2 separate regions of the Homo sapiens genome follow, and region 2 is linked to region 1. Evidence: read pairs that join two places in POLR2A ChIA-PET (ENCODE). Cell type or tissue: PC-9. All regions are shown on one strand.

What was found. ChIA-PET counts read pairs that join two places held together with the same protein. Peaks named below come from ENCODE experiments on the same cell type or tissue, not always from the same donor. Only the 100,000 strongest peaks of a DNase experiment are listed, where the experiment ranks them.
Region 2: POLR2A ChIA-PET joins it to region 1 with 5 read pairs; 2 of 35 experiments call an interaction of 5 or more read pairs at or near these places.

Annotation. Positions count from the first base shown.
Region 1 is chr3:65,373,716-65,381,715 of GRCh38, forward strand. MAGI1 (membrane associated guanylate kinase, WW and PDZ domain containing 1) reads right to left here. Exons shown (of 23, transcript NM_001033057.2): 17 at 5,546-5,839; 18 at 2,030-2,230. LOC124906246 (a long non-coding RNA gene) reads left to right here and starts at 7,334. Exons shown (of 3, transcript XR_007095952.1): 1 at 7,334-7,411. In PC-9, no CTCF peak of the experiment used is centred here; no DNase peak of the experiment used is centred here.
Region 2 is chr3:65,601,448-65,609,447 of GRCh38, forward strand. All of the region lies in intron 2 of MAGI1 (membrane associated guanylate kinase, WW and PDZ domain containing 1), which reads right to left. Among named protein-coding and RNA genes, the nearest start is that of MAGI1-AS1, 290 kb to the right of the region's middle. In PC-9, no CTCF peak of the experiment used is centred here; DNase peaks (open chromatin) are centred at 4,794 and 5,844; H3K27ac peaks cover 397 bases.

The DNA of each region.
Region 1 (8,000 bases):
ACCACTTTCCTAAATTGTAACAGCTTTCCAGAGTGGTGAATTGGTGGAATGAACTCCAGACCAGTTGGTAAGTGACTAACCATGCATTTGAAGGAGGGTCAAGTAGATCATCATTCAAGAGGCCAGTGTTTTCCTCCACATTTAGTGTGGGATATTTTTGGTGCAGAGAAAGTTCTCTGTTCTTGGAATCAACAATTTTAAATTTTTACTGTTTGGTTTTGCATTTACCTTTTCCGTAAGGCACCGGCTATACCTTTCAAATCTTGAACTATAAAGTTCACTTTCTAGCAGTTAGTATATAAAAATACTCATTTGGTAAATAACTTTCAGATGAAACCCTAATTTTCTTATTTTATAGATACATGGCATAGAGTTTTTATCACACTATCTTCATAAACTAGATTTTTTCTTGAGAAATACTCACTTTTAGAATATATATTTTATAACATGTATAGCAAGACTGAAAAAAGACATTTAAACATTTTGGGACAAGTGTCACCTTCCTCCCAAGAGCAAAGTCAGCTTAGAATAAAGTGAATATTCAGGAACTAATTCTCTAAAGGATCTATACTTCCTGGCCTTAGTGTATCAACTTAACTTTTTTTTTTTTTTTTTTTTTTTGAGATGAGTCTCGCCCTGTTGCCCAGGCTGGAGTGCAGTGGCGCAATCTCGGCTCACTGCAACCTCCGCCTCCCAGGCTCAAGCGATTCTTCTGCCTCAGCCTCCCAAGTAGCTGGGACTACAGGCATGTGCCACCACGCTAAGCTAATTTTTATATTTTTAGTAGAGATGGGGTTTCACCATGTTGGCCAGGCTGGTCTCAAACTCCTGACCTCAGGTGATCCACCCGCTTTGGCCTGCCAAAGTGCTGGGATTACAGGCGTGAGACACCGCATTCAGCCTCAACTTAATTTTTATTAAACATGAATAATACAATGAGTATTGGTATTTTGTGCTGGGTAACTTTTTATTGTGAGGGCTGTTCTGTGTTCTGTAGGATGTTTTGAAGCATGTCTGACCTAACTAGATGCTACTCACACCCACTGCAGACAATGCCAATGTTCCCTGGGGGGCAGAATCACCACTTACATAAAAGAACCAAAGATTTGAATTTAACTAATCACAAAAACAAATAAGGACAGGCCTAGTTTAATGCAGATACAATTTATCAAAAATATAGAGATTTCATTCTTTCTTCATTCACATCCAAAAATTAGGGAAAATCCAGTAGACACAAACTCTTAGATTCTCCCATTAAATGAAAAACTTTGATATATTCACTTATTCTAAAAAACCATAGTACTGGCTCTGAATTGCCACCATGCAGGTTTTCTCATGTCACCATATAATACAGCTCATATTATACATATCAGAGGATCTGTACCACCTGTATTAAAACTATTTTATAGTGTTGAAGACAAGGACACAAAAAGCTAAATAAGTTGAGGAAAGGGTGAAGATTTTTCTGAAACTTTTTTTTTTTTTTTTTTTGAGATGGAGTCTCACTCTGTCGCCCAGGCTGGAGTGCAGTGGTGCGATCTCAGCTCACTGCAAGCTCCGCCTCCCGGGTTCACACCATCCTCCTGCCTCAGCCTCCCGAGCAGCTGGGACTACAGGCGCCCGCCACCGCGCCCGGCTAATTTTTGTATTTTTAGTACAGACGGGGTTCCACCGTGTTAGCCAGGATGGTCTCGATCTCCTGACCTCATGATCCACCCGCCTCGGCCTCCCAAAGTGCTGGGATTACAGGCGTGAGCCACCGCACCCGGCCTGAAACTTTTATATTTGCAGCAACACAGGGTCACAGGGCTACAGGATTAATTACACAAGAGGGTGAGGTATGGGTTAGTAACAATGGCTCACGTTTACCTGATGGGTATATTTAGTTAGGGATGAATAAAGCTGCCACTAAATTAATACTATTCAGTTACACGAACACTAATCAAAGAGAGAGAAAGAGAAAAGGAAAAGACAGAGACAGAGAGAGAGAAAAAGAGAGAGAGAGAGAGAGATAATAGGTATACTTTACCATCCCCAGGAATGATGCGGAGGGTAACTGTGTTTCCCGCTTCCTTGATTAGGTTCACAATGTCTGAATGGGATTTGTTGGTGATGGAACATCCATTTACTGCCAAGATCCGGTCTCCTACTTTCAGCTTGCCACAGCGGTCAGCAGGGCTCCCCTCAATAATCCGACCTATTTTGTGAGGCATAGCCACACATGCATTGCCTGCTTTGATATTGAGTTTTAATTTTTTTAAAGTTACGTGGGAATATAGCAAAGGGAAGAGAAAAAGGGTTGAAAAGGGAAAGAGAAGGTTAAGTGTTAATAAATTAAAGCATTAAGCAAATGTTATTAAAGGAGAGCTCTGCACCGATGGTCAAAACATTGGCAATACTCAGGGTGTCTGTATAAGGAGCTACTGCCCTGAAACTAGAATTCATTGCTGCCATCCTTTCCAGATTCAAAATTAGGGGAATCCCCAGCTTTCCTCCTTAAACCAATTACAAAATTTGGGATAGTTGGCAACTTCAAAGATTTTTAAGAGCCCCAAAATAACTGGCTGTTCGCTTATTTTGGGACTGCAAATGTGAAACCCAAGGCTGGGATGGATGCTTTTACTCATTCTGTGTTCATGTCACTTCATTTTTGCCAGCTGTTGTTTAAGCTTCTGCCAATGTTTTGTTCTTTCTCTGTTTAGAAAAATAATCACTGGGCATCTGGTGAGGCATAAGAGTCTGCTAGCACCAAAAATTCAATCTGAAAACACCTGATGAACAAACACTCAGACTTTCTGCCTTCTCCCCAGAATGATGAAAGCTTTAGAAAAAGGGTGTAATTATAAGAGATGAGCCAAGAAAGCACCCAACCTTGAAGCTTATTTTTCCTTTTAGGACCTTTGCTCAAGCAGCTAGTCTTATGTGCTTTCAGAGCGTGGCCTGACTGGTTCATTAGCTCTGAAATCATTCTGCTGCCTCACAAAAATCCCCTCAAAGGACTACGAAAATCTAGTACCTATTCAGGCTGAGGACATTGATCCAAAGCTAGGTTCAAATCATTCCTCACCCTTTTTCCTTTAATCATCTCCTTTCTCATCATCAGTTACCCATATCAAAGACCGAGAAAAGTGCATTTGGAGAGAAAGGTTTATTCGTGCACTTTGAGGCACTGCATGTCATTGCTAACTTCTAGAGAGAGGTGGCTGGCTTTGAGGCCTGACATAGGATTTCTGGTTAATCTAGTTAATCATGTATTGAGTTTCAAAGTTCTTATGCATATTCACCTACTTTGAGAATTTGTCTTTCTGGGGACTATGAAGGTAGTTATGCAGTTGAGTTACCTTTTGGAAAGGGTGACAAATAACATGAGGGACATTACAACTAACTGAGTAGGCTCTTCTGTCATGATTTGGACCTTAAGGGTAAAGTGTGTGGGAAAATGCACTTTAATTCCTTTGAATTTCAGCAGATTTGCCTGAGCTTGTATCACAGAATGGAACACCAAGGTAAGATAATTTTTAAAAGTTAACAGTCTATTAGAATACAATAGGTAGGTGTGCTGGAATGCTCCCATACTCAAATTCAAGGTCTTGACTAAGTTTAGTTGATCTCCAAGGACAATTGGTATAACAAAGGTATCGAACAGCAGGTCTGAGGAAAGCTCAGCAAAGCTCAGAAGCCTCATGCAAGGTATTAGGGAAAGTTTAATTTGTTCGTTGTAAGAGCCAAAGGAAAACAATCAAAGACCAAATTGTGAGTGTGAATACAATATTCATTATATAACACATAACCTGCCACTTGACATATTTGCTATTTCTTTCTAGAAGGTGAAACTGACAATTCTGAAATAGTTAGGAACGTCACAGGATGCATGGAGACAGTCAAACTGTAGATCTGAAGAAAATAATTTGGGATTTCTTTCTCCCCTCTTCCTTCTCTTTATTTTTATATTAAGCAAGAAAGTCTCTGAAATTAATTTTAAAACAAAACCAAAAAACCTTGCTTTGATGTCAGGTCATCCATCCATGACATGCTATGATGACTTTATTAATGTAGCTCAAAAAGCACTGTTAGTAATAGGCGTTTGTTACTGCAGCCACACATGCATAGACCTGGCTGAGTCACTGTCCCCTGTTAAACATAAAACTTACGGGGAGACAGCTCCAGCAGGAAGCAACACACCAGGATTAAATGGAGGCCAAGTGAGCTCTACTGGATGAGAATGCTAAAGGGTTGTAGCACCTTGCTGATTCTAGCCAGTTTCCATGTGGATAAGTCATTCAGGGATAGAGCTGAGGTACATGAAAAGCCCACACAGCCTGCACAGCCCTTCCCCTTCTCCCATTGTATTCCATAGTAAGTAACAAATGTGCTTGGGAGATAACAAATGACTTTTTACCCAATCAGGAAGGTGGATCATTTTTGGAGTGTACATCTATAATCAATCCATTGCAATGGGAAGCAGATTCATATATCACTAGTTTCTGCAATCATCTGGGTTTCTATTGGTCTTTGCTAGTGTACCCAGAAGAGAGTGAATCCTTCTGAGAAAGTGACAACTGTGTTTCTCCATACTTTGCTGAAACCCTCAATGTCTGGACGAGACAGGAAAATCGAATGACTCTTAACTCAGATTTTAACCAGACTTTAAATCAAGCAACAGTAAAAATATTATTTAAAATTAAAAAAAATTCCTATGGGGATAGAGTAGAGAAAGAACACAGATGAGGCAGACTAGCATCTCATGTAGTATTTTTACTCCTTACACCTCTGTTTTTCCTAGAGCATTTTTACAGCCGTATGCTCCTTGTAAAAACTCTTAAGACATTCTTAAGACCATTCTGAGGCCCTTGCAATTAGTGCTATCCTATTCAAGACCTTTCGAAAGCCTTGCTTTGGCAAAAACTGTAGACTCTGTATGCTGTCCAGGGGTTCCTATTCAAATTTCTTTTCTTTCCTTTCCTTTTCTTTTTTTTTTTTTTTTAAGACAGAGTCTCGCTGTGTCACCCAGGCTGGAATGCAGTGGCACAATCTCGGCTCACTGCAACCTCCACCTCCCAGGTTCAAGCGATTCTCTTGCCTCAGCTTCCCAGGTAGCTGGGATTACAGGCATGCACTACCACGCCCAGCTACTTTTTGTACTTTTAGTAGAGACAGGGTTTCACCACGTTGGCCAGGTTGGTCTCAAACTCCTGACCTCAAGTGATTCACCCTCCTCGGCCTCCCAAAGTGCTGGGATTACAGGCGTGAGCAACAGCGCCCGGCTGCTATTCAAATTTCACGCAAATCTGATGTATGCTTTAAGTTGTGTATGCGTGATCACATTCTCAGTGTGGAAGTTGAAAGGGTTGAACAAATATTCCCAACCTTCAAAAGGGAAAAAGCTACCAAATCAACTCCATCTCCAATTAAGTCTTTAATTACCCAGAGCAAGAAGCTATAAAGCATTTCTGCACGTGAGGTCTGAGTCAGCTTTCACTCGCAAGAGAACAAAAACTCCCAGGCATGGTGGGAAACCCTGGGTAATTTCACGTTCAGCACTCACCAAAGGTCGTGCCTGCTTCGGGCCTGCTCACCGAGGACACGATGACGAAGCCGAAGCCCTCGTTCTCCCCGCGCCGGATCTCCACGTCGTAGGGCTGCACCACGGTGCTGACCACGCCGCTGCCCCCGCCGCCGCCACTGCCGATGCCGCTGGTGCTGCCGCTGCCCGAGCTCACCGTGTTCAGCGAGTTCTGGCTGCCCTGCGGAGTGCGCTTCTCTTCTGTCAGCGAGGCCGGCTGGTTGCTACTGTGATGAGAGGAGGCTGGCGAGGGCACCTCGTTCTCGGTTTTGGGCACTGTAGCAGAGAGATGCACGCGTACATCACCGTGTCCTGCAGCCCCTCCATCCTGCTGCCCCTCCCTCCTTCCAGCAACTCCTGCTAGAAATCAAAACGTGAACCGAGGGGAGGAGACAGCACCTGGTTTCACAATACCTGGATATACGGATTGAAAGCAGCTTCTCTTGACAAATATTAACCATTCAGTATCTACGAACATTGATCCCACCTAACACCAAATGGGACTCCCAAATAGCGTTTGTTGTTTATAGCATGCTATATGTCGACATCCACACTCAGAATCAAGTCTGCAGCAAGATCGGCCTGCTGTGAAATATTTCCCCATTGCACAAAGGGAAGGGCCTAAGCGTAGGTGAGGGCTACACCCGTGAAGACCGCCATCTTGGCTTCATAGATACAACCTTGGATGCACGTTCACATTGTCATTACTTTCCAGTCACATTTCCACCCAGCTTTTTCCATCAGGCGACAAACAGTAAGGTGATGGTAACGTTGAGGCTACCCGCCCTATGTGGGGTTCATGACAACACCTGTGAGACATACACATGCTTCTCTTCTTAGCTTCCAGGTGTCAACATCGACTCTGATCACAGAACTGGATACACTGGCCTCCTTCTGAATTTAGTCACCGTTCTAGTGTTACCATCAGACTGCAAGGTAAAGCACTCCTAAATAGCCAACACCGTAGGTGGAACCAACTATGCCAAAAAACAAAATGTGTGTTGTGTCCAAGTTTTGGATCAGACTGTATTTATTTCCAAAAGCTTCTCTTTTCATAGATTGTTTTAATTTTGGAAAAATAAGCATAACAAATTTTTAAACCATTTTTAAGCATACAGTTGAGTGGTATTAAGTGCATTCACATTTTTGTGCAACCATCATCATCATCCATCTCCAGAATTTTGTCATTTTCCCAAATTGAAACTCTGTACTCATTAAAAACTAATTCCCCTTCCTATTTCCTCCACCCCCCACCAACCATCATTCTGCTTTCTATCTCTATAAATTTGACTACCCTAGGTATCTCATATAAAGGGAATCAATATTTCTCCTTTTGTGACTAGTTCACTTGCATAATGTCTCTTCATAGATTTGACACGCCTTTTACACAGAGCTAAAAATCCAAAATATTTAAGATTTAAAAAAATAAACCTGAAACAACAAAAAAAATCACATTGCCTTACTATTTCTATTTGGGCCAGGGAAGCGAGATAGTTAGTTTTCATCTCATCTCAAAAACTCGTTCCAGCTGACTGCTTTTAGCTACATGGAATAGTATGTTAAGAAGGATTGTGAGGTCACAAACACACTGGAATTTAACATCTTAATTCTATAATTAATCATATACCATTTAAAATGGGTTATACTCTTTTTTTTTAAAAGAAGTTACCAATTAATTTTATCTGACAGGTATCTGTTTCACTAATATGAATGCCAAGAGAATTCATAATATTTCAGGTCATATTTCTCCAGTAATTCCACTGATAGAAGACAATCACCTCTGCTGCACTCTGGGTTCTGCCTTAAAGGTTTCAAGGTGGGAGCTGCATCCAAAGGTGAACAACCAAGGTGTGTTCAACGTGAGCTTTCAAGGGAAAGGACAAACACTCACACAATTCACTGTCTCAAAATGGCAGATTCTGATACAGCAGTAAACCATGAGTCACTAGAATGGCAAGGAGGGAATGCTAAAATCTGAAGGCAGTTGGAGGAAGGAGGAATTTCCAAGGGAAGAAAGTTATATTTGAGCTGAGCCTGAAAGGATATGTAGTATTTTGAGAATTAAAGTTCAAAGCTTATGGGCAGGAAGAAGGAATCAAAGCTGACCTAGAACTGGCCAGCTCTACAACTTTCTTGTAGAAAGAAAAAAAAAAAATCTTGGTTTAATACATAGGACAGTAAGAAATCAGTAACTTTTTTATGAGCTTATTTTGTAGCACAAACCCGATTTTTGTTCCCTTGATATGAAGCTACAACTCTTCTGACTTTCATAATGACCTCATTTGCTGAGGATTAGCATCAAATGAAGAGGATGGCTAAGTTCTGATTTGCAAGGAGATAGAAGGGAAGTAATATATATTCAACTAGCCTTCCTCTGGAAGCCTTTGTTGAACACATGCAAACGGCACATTAAAGTACTTTAGAATGACAGTAATTT
Region 2 (8,000 bases), 230 kb after region 1:
CATTTATTAGAGAATAAGAGAGACAGAAATTAATTATGCTTTCTATGCATGATGCTGTAAAAGTTAAAATGAAATAAATTAAAAAACAAAAGTAGAAAATTCAACAGTGTTGGGACAACTGGATATCCACATGCAAAAGAATGAAGTTGGACCCCCACCTCCACACCAAACACAAAGATTAATTCAAAATGCACCATGGACCTAAAATTATAAAACTCTTTTAAGAGTAAGATAAAAAAGCAGTAAATCTTTTTTATCCTGGGTGACACCAAAAGCACAAATAAAAAAAAAACAGAAATTAGACAGATTAGAGTGTATTAAAATTTAAAACTTTTGTGCTGAAAACAATATCACCAAGTTAGTGAAAAGACACCCATGGAAAGAAAAAAAATACTGGTGAAGCATTTATCTGATAAGGTCCTTGTATCCAGAATATGTGAAAAACTTCTACAACTAAACAATAAAAAGACAAATAATCCAATTAAAAATAGGCAAAGGAATTCAATAGGCATTTCTCCAAAGACAATACACAGATGGCCAACAAGCATATGGGAAGATGCTCAACAAATCAAAACCACAATGACATCCCATTCATACCCACTAAAATGGCTATAATCAAAAGGACAAGTAAGTAACGATGTTGATAATTGGAAGTGTCCTGTATGCTAATATAAAATGGTTTAGCCACTTTGGAAAACAGTCTGGCAGTTTCTCAAAAAGTTAAATTTATGATATGACCAAATGATTCCCTCAGTATACAGCCAAGAGAAATAAAAACATACATCCACATAAAAACATATACATGAATGTTATAGCAGCATTATTACTCATAATAGCCAAAAAGTGAAATAATTCAAATGTTCACTAACTGATGAATGAATAAAATGTGGCACACCCATATGAGAGGATACTATTGGGCAATAAAAAGGAATGAAATACTGATACGACATGGATAAACCTGAAAACATCACGCTGAGTAAAAGAAGACACAACATGTCACATATTGTGTTATTCCATTTATATGAAATCTACACCATAGGTGAATGTATAGAGACAGAAGGTAAATCAGAAGTTACCTATAGCTGTGGGAGTTAGAAGGAAATGGGATGTGACTATTAATGCATATAGGGTTTCTTTCTCGGGGTGATAAAAACATTCTATAATTTTGTGGTGACAGTTGTACACCTTGAGAATAAACTAAAAAATAATGATTTTTAAAAATAGGTCAATTATGTAGTATGGGAACTATATTTCAATAAAACTATTTTTAAAAGGTAGAAAGAAGAAATAATGAAATTAAGGTAGAAATTTATACTGGACACTATTGGCAATAAGGAAAAAATAGAGACAAAAACTGTTTCTAGGGAAGCACTATTAAAATAGAAAAACCTTTGGCAAATAGGACCATGAGTGGGGAAAGGAGAAATCATATATGATCAACCTTAGGAGCAAAAAAGGAGGCAATACAAATATTAAAAAGATTTATTTTCATGTATAAGAGAATACCATGTACAACTTTATACCAATTAATTTAAAATCTAGACAGAATGGTTCATTTTCTAGAATAATAAATTAATGAAACTATCTTAAGAAGCAATAGAAAATGTGAATAGAGCAATGACTGTAACTAAAATGAAGTTAAAGAACTATCTCCTCCTTCCCTTTTCCTAGCTACTGCAAAGAAAAAAATACGTACCAGGCCAGGATATTTTATGGACAGATTTTACCAAGCTTTCAAAGAAAAGTGTGATACCCTTTATACAACTCCAAACACAAATACTTTCCATACTGTTTATTATATATTTTCTACAGGTTCATACATATTAAGAATAATTAGAAAAAGATCTCAGATGAATATTTAAAAAATGATAATCTATGATTAACAGACCAAAAAATATATATAGCACAGTGTTGAGATGGTCAAAGGGGACAATGAAATTCACGATGCTGCTTCCATTTTGAATAAAAAAATTTATATGACAATCTACATAATAAAAATTTGACAATTATTTGGAATAAAAAATTAAGGTATTATTTGGAAACATGCATTAAATTTTCTGTCTAGTTGATTGAACCATAGAACGTAGATAAAAGGGAGGCATTACTGCCATCGAACAGAAAGTTATTCTAATTGTAGGTAAAATCCCTAAGAAACTGAAAAGCCTACATGCTGGTCTTGTAAGCCTGAATATAAAGTTAAAGCAGAACTAACAAAAAGGAATAGCCTTGTCTTTCTTTGTGTTGCTATAAGAAAATACCTGAGACAGTCGTTTATAAAGAACAGAAATGTATCATAGTTCTGGAGGCAGGGAATTCCAAGATCCAAGTGCTGGCAAGTTTGTCTTTTGAGGGCCTGGTCTCTCCTTCCAAGATGGCGCCCTGTTACAGCATCCCCCAGAAGGGTAATGATGGGTCCTCACATGACAGAAGACTGGAAGAAAGGAAACCCACTCTCTCAAGTCTGTTTAAAAGGATCCTATTCCCATCCATGAAGGTTCCACCCTCATGACTGAATCACCTCGGAAAGGCCCCATCTCTTACTACATATTGGCCATTATGTTTCAACACGTGAATTTTGGGTGATACATTCACATTATAGCACTTTGTAATTTTCACAATATCAAAATTTCCTTAGTTCTAAGATGTAATTAATTATAAGATTCAACTTTCAATTTATGGCTTTTCAGGGGAAAAGAAAACTACGGCATTAAATATGCACATTTATGTTTAAAAACATCCAAATGCAAAAAAAAAAAGTATCTGAGGATCAAGAAATATTGGTGTTATATGACAAAGAAGACACTAATAAAAATGAAAAACACTCTTCCAATGATAACATTTGAAGCTATGTTGGATTCTACAGCAAAGTTGTGCCTGGATAATGATGTTTAGTTATATATTGATATTAATATATAATGATTATTTAAGAAATAGCAAATACTGCTGGAGAAAGGCAAGCAAAACAAAAGTGCCTCAATTTATCTGATGCTTTTTAAATTGGCCAAGGGCCTAAAAATAATAACAGAGAAACGATATCAGAGTTGCTACTGTGGATGTTTTTCCTGGCTTGTGGAATACGATGACTTTCATATAATGTCAGAGACAAATAATAAATCACTTCACAGTTATTTATATATTCATAGAGATGGGGGTTTTCCTTATAAGAACCTTTGATTTCCATCATATAAGAAAAAAGAAACCAAAAACACCAACTTGAAATGCTATTTTCCTACTGGATTTTAACTTGAATTGCCACAAATGTGTGAAGAAGTGAACTGCTTATTTAAAAAAAAAAAAAACTATTGACAAGTCTCTGGCTTTTATTAGTCAACTGGAAAATCAAACAGCAAATGGGGAATAAACAAAATTCCTATGACTGTAAATTTCAACAAGAAGTGAAAATAGAACAGATGTGGAACATTTTCCTTAATGTGTTACTATTTAGCAGTACTTCCCTCCAAGGTGCAAAACATGACCATCTTCTTGGAATGTACTCAAATGGGCTCTTTTACAGGCTTTCCAAGAAAACACAAAAGCAGCAAGCTTCCAGTTGTTATGCCTGAAAATGACTCATGCCATGAAAATATGCAACTTAAGATAGCTAATGAGAGAAGAACCATTCTACGACAGCTCTAACAAAGATAAAGTTCCAGAAACTTCAAACATTTATTGTACAAGGGATGTCATAACGACCCTTTCAATTTGCATGACGAGACCTCACTATAAATGACCTGTTTTACAAGACCACATCCACTTATCCTTAAAATTGCACAATTTACAATGAACCTGTGCTGGTATCATCCTTTTGTATTTTGTGTTGTGACTCTTGCTGGCTTCAGAACACAAATTATGGCTCTCAGCATCATGTTCACCATGTGCATCTTTGAAAAATTTCACCTGTGAAACTTTACACTACACTCACATACCAGCCAAATGAGTTCCTGAAAAAATCTGCCACAGTGAATAAATAAAGGGGGGAGAAATTATAGATTTGATACTTGCTGGGGAGTATGATATGAAAGTAATTGTGCTTCCTGTAGGCCATGCACAACTGTAAGAAGTGCTCTTCTTCCTGCAGACAGACAAACTCAATGATGGAGAGCCTAACAGTTGGCAATAAAAGAAAAACCAGCCCTTGTAGGCCAACCAGACCCTTCTAGAGTGTCTGACCTACTTTTAAAGCATGCTGAAGGGCTTTCAGCAGATAAGAGTTAATGAAGGAGAGAGAAAAAATAAGTCTACAATATCACACTTACTATTTAAGTGTGCCCATCAGTGTGCCTTATATTAGTAAAGTATACATTGTCCAACTCAGGTTCAATGGTAGATTACTTATATAGGAAACATATCTCAATTGCAACTGCTCTAGGAAACATCAAATATTTTGACGAAAGAATTACAGAATCAAACTCTGAAATGAAAGTCCACTTCTACCCACAACCCAGAGAGGAGATCCGGCGAGTCCTACTTTGTGCAGGGTAGTTACATGTAAAACATCCCTTCCCTCCTCCTTTGCATCCATTCAACTCTGCCTACTAAATGATTATTTCAATTAGCACAGAATGTGCATTTCTACTCATCAGATACATGGACATATTTTTGCAGTTTGAGCACCTACTATGTGCCAGAGCCTCTCTTGGTGCTTTTCATGTATTATGTTAATTAACTCTCCCTACAAGTCTATGGGGATAATACTATTGTCCCAATTTTATAAATTGCAAAACCTCGGGTAGGAACTTATCCAAGATCACAAAGCCAGAGGACAGAAGGGCTATGAGTCAAACACGTATCTTTCCACATCCAAAACCTATGTTTACTCAGCAACCACTGCACCGTGCCTCTCAGTGCCCTGAAGGTTATTTTACTTTTACTTTCTTTATTTTTTTATTTTGTTTATTTATTTATTTTTTTGAGACAGGATCTTGCTCTGTCACCCAGGCAGGAGTACAGTGGCACAATCTTGGCTCACTGCAACCTGTGCCTCCCAGGCTCAAGCAATCCTCCCACCTTAGCCCCCAGAGTAGCTGCGATTACAGGTGTATGCCACCACACCCGGATGTTTATTTATTTATTTGTTTGTTTATTTTTGAGATCGAATCTTGCTCTGTCACCCAGACTGGAGTATAGTGGCATGATCTTTGCTCACTGCAACCTCCACCTCCCAGGCTCAAGTGACTCTCCTGCTTAGGCCTCCTGAGTAGCTGGAATTACAGGCACCCACAACCACGCCTGGCTAATTTTTGTATTTTCAGTAGAGATGGGGTTTCACCATGTTGGCTAGGCAGGTCTCGAACTCCTGACCTTAAGTGATCCACCCGCCTCAGCCTCCCAAAGTGCTGGGATGACAGGTGTGAGCCGCCGCACCCAGCCCGGCTAATTTTTGTATTTTTTGTAGAGATGGGTTTTCACCATGTTGCTTAGGCTGGTCTCAAACTCCTGAGCTCAATCAATCCACCCACCCTGGCCTCCCAGAGTGCTGGGATTATGGGTGTGAGCCACCACTCCTGACCTAAGACTGCTTTTCCTGACAATTCTCTTGAAACCCAGATACTGGTCAACACTGATATGGGTTTTTAAAGCAAGCTCCAATAACTGCCTAAGTCCCTATGATTTTTTTTCCGATTCTGACATTTTCTATATATTTTGAAAATATATGTACATGTTAAATAAATAACAATAACATAATTCACTGTAATATGGTTTGGGATGCCCAGGTAATCCCCAACACTCATGAATCTAGTGTGCAGATGGACATCCAAGAATAGTGCCTCCCTGTCAAATAGCTGGTACCTACCCCAGTCTCTTGCAGAGAAGAAAATTCTTTTCTCCTGACTTTCCCCTTCCTGCTACAGGTCACACCACTCCCTGAAACTGCTATTGTATATGCCCCTGAAGCAACTTTCCAACAGGCAACAGTAAAGGCAGGCAATGCTTCTGTTAACAGAAGTGGTATCTTCATCACCTTCAACATCATCCTCACTCCCATCATGACCATTACACATCACAGCAGCCCCCATTATATAAAGTGCTTACAGGAGTCCAAGCACTGTTCTAGGCCTCACAACAACCCTTTAAAATAGGCATTGTTATCTTTGCTTTGCAAATGAAAAAAAACTGAGTCTCTGAGAAACTGACAAGGGAGTGAGAGGAAATAAAACACAAAGCTCACTGACTATTCTTATGTGCTCCCTACTACTACCCTGGACAAGTAAATTTCTTTAATTGAGTCCTATGTCTATATTTTATCTTATTCTCTCTTTTTGGAAACTCACTTCTGGTCCTCATTTGTTCCCATCACAAGAAAAATTTCTTAGGAGAATTGATATGACCTCAAGTGTTCCTTTGAACAAATCAGGTGTTTCGGCTTACTGCGTATTATGCATGCGGCCACTGTCTTTCCTTTTGTACTACAACTATAAAAAAGAGAATAGCACATAAGAAAAGAGAAGAAAAAAATGTCAGAATAACTTAATGAACTGTTCACCTAATTTAAGAATAGGTTTAAAAAAATGTTTTAATACTACTTAATCCTCGTGTGATTCTCACCACAACCTACAAAGCAGGTATCATTAGCCCCATTCCATAGAAGCAGCTCAAAAAGGTTAGACAACCAGTGCAAGCACAGCCAATAAGCAATAGAATCAAAATTTAAAACCCAGTTTTTTCTACAAATCAGAAAGCAAATGACAATCCGATTAAAAAGACAAACGGGGACCGGGTGGAGTGGCTCATGCCTGCAATCCCAGCACTTTGGGAGGGTGAGACAGGCGGATCACCTGAGGTCAGGAGTTTGAGACCAACCTGGCTAACATGGTGAAACCCAGTCTGTACTAAAAATACAAAATTAGCCAGGCATGGTGGCAGGTGCCTGTAATCCCAGCTACTAGGGAGGCTAAGGCAGGAGAATCAGCCAGGAGGCAAAGGTTGCAGTAAGCCGAGATTGCGCCATTGCACTCCAGCCTGGGCAACAAGAGTGAAACTCCATCTCAAAAAAAAACAAAAACAAAAAACGGACAAATGGAAAAAGACTTGAATAAAAACTTCATGAAAGAGGATATCCAAATAGACAATGAGCATTTGAAAAAGTGTTCAGTATCATTCTACATCAGAAAAATGCAAATTAAGATCACAATGAGATACCACTGCACATCCACCAAGATATGCAAAAATTTAAAAGACTCATAATACCAAATGTTGGTGAGGATGAGAAGCAACTGGAACTCTTACACGGTGTAGGTGTGAGTGCAAATTGGTATAACTACTTTGGAAACTATTTGGCAATATTTATTACAGCAGAACATATGACGACACTGTAATCCAGCAATTCTACTCCTAGAATTGTGCACATATGTCCATTGTATAAGAATGCTCACAACAGTAGCTAAAAACTGGAAACAAATCAACAGAAGAATGGGTAAGCAGATCATGGTATATTCATACAATCAAAGACTACACAGCAATTAAAAAAATCAAACTACTGCTACATTCAAACTACATGGATGAATCTCAGAGAGTAATGTTAGCAAACAAAGTTACAGCAGAAGAATACATACTTTATCATTCCATTTATATGAAATTCAAAGACAGGCAAAAATAATCCAGGGTGATAGCATCAGAATCGTGGTTACTTTTGGGAAGGAAGGGAAGCGTTCAATAAGAGGAGACACAAGGGAGCTGCTGAAAACCTCAGTGTTCAAAATATTGACCTGGGAAATGGTTATATGGATGAGTGTGCGTGGTGCATGTGTGTGCGTAAAAATTTACCAAACCATGCAGTTAAGATTTTTATAACTTGCTATATTTATTTCATCTCTATCTCTCTCTCTCTCTTTTTTTTGTTTTTTTTTTGAGATGGAGTCTTGCTCTGTCACCCACGCTGGAATGCAGTGGCCTGATGTTGACTCACTGCAACCTCTGCCTCCCAGGTTCAAGCAGTTCTCCTGCCTCAGCCTCCCAACTAGCTGGGACTACAGGTACGTGCCACCATGCCCAATTAATTT